Linked DNA regions of Homo sapiens: region 1 is linked to region 2. A link is a contact called in ENCODE Hi-C or POLR2A ChIA-PET data. All regions are on one chromosome and are shown on one strand. The core of a region is the stretch at or near the end of the contact, and the rest is flanking DNA. Distances in the headings are between cores, read along the strand shown. Region 1 overlaps RNF41 (ring finger protein 41). Region 2 has its middle 4.6 kb from the start of GDF11.

Evidence for each region. Hi-C counts contacts between places; a loop is a spot of excess contacts on that map. ChIA-PET counts read pairs that join two places held with the same protein, here RNA polymerase II (POLR2A). Pooled maps may share reads with other maps.
Region 1: a loop to region 2 is called in a pooled map, with 2.9 times the contacts of the local background. The contact joins two enhancer-like sites. A Hi-C loop is called at or near these places in 2 of 168 maps with a recorded cell type or tissue (MCF 10A and mammary epithelial cell), 10 of 37 single-sample maps with no recorded cell type and 12 of 50 pooled maps. POLR2A ChIA-PET finds 5 or more read pairs at or near these places in 5 of 52 experiments (CD4-positive, alpha-beta T cell, CD8-positive, alpha-beta memory T cell, HEK293 and 2 more).

What each region holds. Positions count from the first base shown.
Region 1 is chr12:56,205,391-56,208,090 of GRCh38, forward strand. RNF41 (ring finger protein 41) reads right to left here. Exons shown (of 7, transcript NM_005785.4): 6 at 2,256-2,359; 7 at 1-1,408. The coding sequence ends at 1,057. Among named protein-coding and RNA genes, the nearest start is that of RNF41, 15 kb to the right of the region's middle. Within about 2 kb of position 1,306, at least 6 of the 41 ENCODE cell types and tissues checked have a DNase peak (open chromatin) inside an H3K27ac peak, as active enhancers do.
Region 2 is chr12:55,737,145-55,739,844 of GRCh38, forward strand. No RefSeq gene overlaps it. Among named protein-coding and RNA genes, the nearest start is that of GDF11, 4.6 kb to the right of the region's middle. RefSeq lists an enhancer at 1,042-1,361. Within about 2 kb of position 1,372, at least 35 of the 41 ENCODE cell types and tissues checked have a DNase peak (open chromatin) inside an H3K27ac peak, as active enhancers do.

The sequences.
Region 1 (2,700 bases), core at 56-2,555, 470 kb after region 2:
ACCCCCATCCCTGTCCCACCCTATCCAGAACCCCCACAATAGGAACATCAAAAGAAAAGTTTCAAGTTTGATTTTTTTTTCTTTTTTCCTTTCTTAAAAAAAAAAAAAGGAAGTAAATAAATTAAATTGCCAACAATGTGGCTGAGATAGCCATGATCAGGCCATTCTTAAAAAAAAGAGGGGGGGGGGCAGTAGGTGGAGTTTGTGAAATATAAACAAACAATGGCCAAAGAAAATTATCAAAGTAACTAACTACAGTCACAGGGCTAGAGAGGGGTCTATGGAACAATTATGGCCTGTGCCACAAGAGGCAGTGCCAACCATATTTTAGCAAAAGCTAGGAGTAGCTTCTTGCTAAACACATCAACCCCCAACAGATTAACCCCTACCCTAAACCCTGGCATTCCCTAATTATGAAAACTTGTAGGAAAGAAGAGCTCATCTGGAAATTTTCAGTATCCCAACCTGCATACTGGTAGACCCAGTGGGTGCCTACACCTTTAAGGTGGGCTGAACAGGGATACTGCTTGGCACAGAGGTCCAGTCTTTCCCTAAGGGCCATCAGTGATGGCCAATTAACGGCCTCACTACTTATTTCTAGAGATTTGGCTCCACCCTTACCATTTCTTCAGGATGTCTGCTGCTTAGAGTCAACAGGCCTGACTGCTCTGATTCCCTGGTTTTGGAGGAGAGGGACGATTAGAGATTCCTTCCTCTGTCCTGATCCTCCAGGGAAATTGAATCTCTTTGTGCTTTCTGAAAATAACTGGAACCAGGGACCCTAAGCAGGAAAATGGATGGAGGTGGGGGCTTTCCCACCCAGACTGATAATTTATAGACATTTTAGGGGAATATGGCAAAGGGAGGAAATCTGGGTTTCCCACCTGAAAGGCTGAGCAAACTACCCCAAGGCCCTTCAGTGCCAGAAGGGCAGGGAGATGTGTGGCTCAGGTATAAGCCACAGTATTAAGAATGGTGGGTAGGACTCAGGTCCCAGCTGCTGGAGTGATGGGATTTTCTGATTTCCATCTCTTCCTGATAGCCAGTCGAGTTCTCTTATATCTCTTCCACGCCATGCGCAAATATCATGACAAGGCCTGGCTCTTGCACCATGTCATCCCCCATGTGCTGGTTCTCACAGGCCATCACGACAACAGCCTGCTTGCCAGGGATGCGCTTGGCCACGTAGTTCTCATAGTAGCGTCGGTTCATCTGTCTAGTCTCTAGTGTGGCCAGACCCTGGGGCCAGCTACGCTCGTGGGCATTTTCAATCAGCTCGTTGACAATAGAAGCAGGACAGCCACTCTCCACCAGGGAGCGCTTGATTACAGCCTGGAGCACAGCATCAGGAGTCGAGATCATCCCTCCCCAGCGGGTCACTCTTGCTGGCTGAAGGGAGTTCACCCACCTGTGTGGAGGTGGTTAAAGATGGTCATTCCAGCTCATCTCCTTTCTCTGTATTGGCTTTTTCTGCTAATAGAAATAACTACCCACTCTGCACTCAGCTTACCTATTCTTCCTTCTTTCCTTCCATCATTGGCTCAGAAACCCCAAATCTTTCCCCACTTGGTCCCAACTGAGTCACCACATGTTACTCACCAGATTAAATTCCACAAGTCTGCACTCTGTCTCTGTTACTTTTCTTTGAAATTCCAATACTTAGCACATATAGCGCCTAACACAGTTAGTGCTCTATGTTTAGTGAATAAAACAATTATTCCTCTATCCTATGTCCCACTCAGCACTATTTGCCCTGTATATATTGATTCACACTTACAGTTTACTCTATGAACTGTATAGGACTCCAGAACTGAAAGAGATCTTAGACTTCACTTGTATACTTCGCTTGTTTTTGCTGCATTTTAGAGATCACTTTCCTGGACTTGCACTCTGCCTCCTCTTCTCTGGGTTGTAAGCTACCTGAAGACAGGACGATATCTTCTATTTCTTTTTGGCCCTCCTAGCACTCCACAGCCTTTAATACAGGGCTTTGTACATGGGTACTCACCTAATTCTGGATAAAGTGCATCCTTGGGCAGGCTTTCCCTCCATCCACCCAAACACATAAGACATCCTGTAGTGGAGCTAAGGGTTATCCTCTTCTCCTCTGCCCCTGTCCTTAATGCCAATATCTGAGAAGCAGTGACCCCCAGCCCAGCTCTCCAATGCCCTCCTTCTGCTACTCTCCTGCTCTTCCTCCTTTCAGGCCTTGTTGTCAGGACATGAAATCACTCCACGTCCTGAGTGACACTCACTCTAGGATCTCGTTGTATTCAATTGTCTCCTCCAGGTTCTGAAGGTTGGGGTTGACACTGCGGATTGCACGCATGTATGCCTTTAGCAGCTGGATGTCTCGCTTCTGTTGTGGGGAAGAAGAACAGGAATAATGGTTAAGGCAGACAGCAGAAAAAAGACAAAAGTTTATCCAAGAATGAGGGCAACTGAGAGATCTGAAGAACAACCAGTTTGTAAGCTTCAGGAAGACAGGGATAAGACTGTCTCACTCACAGCTGTCTCCTTAGTACTTACAAATGTGCCTTCACAGAGGAGGCATGTGATAACTGGTAGGTGAATTAATGCTATGAATGGGATGAAGAAAAGTCAAGGAGAGCTCCAATCTGATTCCCTGCTAAGCCACAGGCAGAATATCCACTCATCTAGGCTCACAAGTGTAAGCACTGGTCTGTGTGTTCACAACTG
Region 2 (2,700 bases), core at 122-2,621:
TTGACCTTCACTACCCTCTGCTTTCTCCTTCATTCCCTCTGGAGAGAGAATTCCCTCTGAACACTCCTGCAGTTCCCCCCTGCTTCCCAACAGCTCCCTCACCTGGCAGCCCAGGTACTGCTTTGTCGCCTCCTGGATCAGCCCATCTGCCAGCATTTTAAGGTCCTTGGAGAAGCTGACATTGCACTTAGACCCGTTCTTTTCCTGGAGCAGCAGCTGGAATAGTGGTGCCTCCTGCTGGCAGCATTGGCCACTGCCAGAAACAGGGCCTGTAATGAGGACCCACCATGGGCCCAGAGAGGGAGCAGTAGGTGAGAACTCAGGGAAGAGGTGGGGACCCCAGGGAGGCCAAGAATGAAGATAAGCAGCAGCTTGCACCCAGTGGAGTTGTAGAGCTGGCCTGCCATGAGGAGAGAGGGGACAGATTGGGGATAAGCAGGAGGGAGGCCAGAGGCAAAGGAAGACATAACCCCAAATGATTCTTAGAGTCCCCCAGTTGTATCCTGCCACACTGCCCCCCACCCCAAACGCAAACTCTTTGGCCCCCTTCTCCCAACTCCCAACTTCTCTTAGAGGGCCTTGGGGCTAAAGAGGTTAACAAGACTGCCAAGTGATCCCGGCAAGATAATTATAGGATTTAGAAGGTGGTGTGGGAGAGGACAGTAATTACAGTGACATCCTCTCTGGAGCTGCAGGATTTGTGGGCAGAGGACTGGAAGGGGTCCACTCTACTAACACACCACCCCCTAGCCCAGAATAGCCTCCCCACTCCCCCAGAGGCACATGCAGGGAGAGCAGGAGAGCCGGGGAGTAAGCCTCTCCCCTCTGCTACATCTCAACGAGATGTAGCCCCTCCCCTCCTTAGAAAGCCCTGCAGTGCCAAAGAATGAGTCCACTGACCCTCAAAATAGAAACTTTAGGAGAAAAAAGGAAGAAGAGATAGGATTAGGGATCCTCCCTAGGGAGGGGAGAAAAATAGCTACTCCCCACTGAGCCTAGCTCTGATAGACAAGGCAGTTTGGGTGTGGAGGTGGCCATTGTGGTGAAGGTGCAGGGTGGCGGGAGTCCCCCCTTACAGGGTTCCCTTACAATGGTTCCCCTGTTCTGGCAGCAGCACTTCTGATCATGGTCCAGGCAACTCTGGCCTCAGACCCCGGTGACAGGCTCCAGGGAGCTGCAGCTCTTCCTGAGGATATAGCAGACCATCTACCCAAGCACCTCTCTCTCTAGCAGGTCTTGAAACCTCATACCCTCCCCCGGAACACAGCCTCCTTCTCTCCCGGCAGCTCATACATTTTAAGCCTAAATGCCTCCCTTAGGCTGCGACCCACATTTGCTATGAACCAGTCAGGACCTTGAAGAAGGCGGGCCTGAAGGTTGCCTGGGTAACTCTGGGAGAGGGGCACCCTTGGCAGGAAGACAGTTGCCAGGGAGACTAGGACAGTGGGCGGGGCCCCAAACCTAAGCATGTACTAGGATAAGGAAAGATCTAATGTCCAGATCCCCCCGAACTTATTTTCCGTAAAGCCACCAGTGCCCCATTTTTAGGGAGTCTGGGGCAGCTGGAGTTCTGAAGCTCCTAAAAGAAACCTCCCAGGGGTTAATTCCTGAAACTCAGGGGATCCCAACAGGACCAAACCTGAGGGAACTCAAGGAAATAGGCAAGATCTGGGAGGCGCTGGGGAAAGGACAAGGCTTAATGCATTATGATATGGAACTTTTCGAACTAAAATTCTAAAATGAAAATGTACAACGTATGCAAAAATAAAACCCTTAAGCCGTGCTTTCAGTTCCACCTCCGAGGAGCTGATATTCCAGATTCTACCATCAGATGGCAGTCTTGTCCACTTATTGGATTAAGTTTAGTCTTGGAAACTGAGGAGGCTATCAGGAGATAGAAAACCTTTCTGTCTCAAATGTTCCTGACTCCAATTCCCTGTATTTGGCAGATACCAATAACCCCTCATATATACAAATACACTGTCTTCTTTCCCCCACCCAACTCTTATCAAGTTCACTTAGCAGGCCTCATTCATTCTTTATTCAAAGCTGTTAAGGAATACTTTGGTGAAAAAGTTCCTGCTCTCTCTGGTCTCCCAAGGTGAGCGTTGTAAGTTGGGGTAACAGTAATAACTAATGCATTTAGAACAGTTTTTCAGACATTTAATCTTCATAACCTTATGAAATAGGTACAATATTGTTATCCTTGGCCAGGTACAGTGGCTCACGCCTGTAATCCCAGCAATTCGGGAGGCAAGGCGGGTGGATCACTTGAGGTCAGGAGTTCAAGACCAGCCTGGCCAACATGGTGAAACCCTGTCTCTACTAAAAATACAAAAATTAGCCAGGCTTGGTGGCGCGTGCCTGTAATCCCAGCTATTCGGGCGGCTGAGGATAGGAGAATCGCTTGAACCTGGGAAGTGGAGGTTGCAGTGAGCCGAGATCTCGCCACTGTACTTCAACCTGGGCGACAAAGCAAGACTCCGTCTCTCTCTCTCTCTATATATATATATAATTATTCCCATCTTACAGGTGAGGAATCTGAGGTATAAAGAGGTTTAATAACTTGTCCAAGTTTACACAACCAGAAAAGGGAGAGAGCTGGGACTTGAACCCAGCCAGCCTACTTCTAGTCTAGAAGCTAGGCGATTATCTCCATACCTCACAGAATGGTGCAGATATATCTGGGAGAAGCAACTA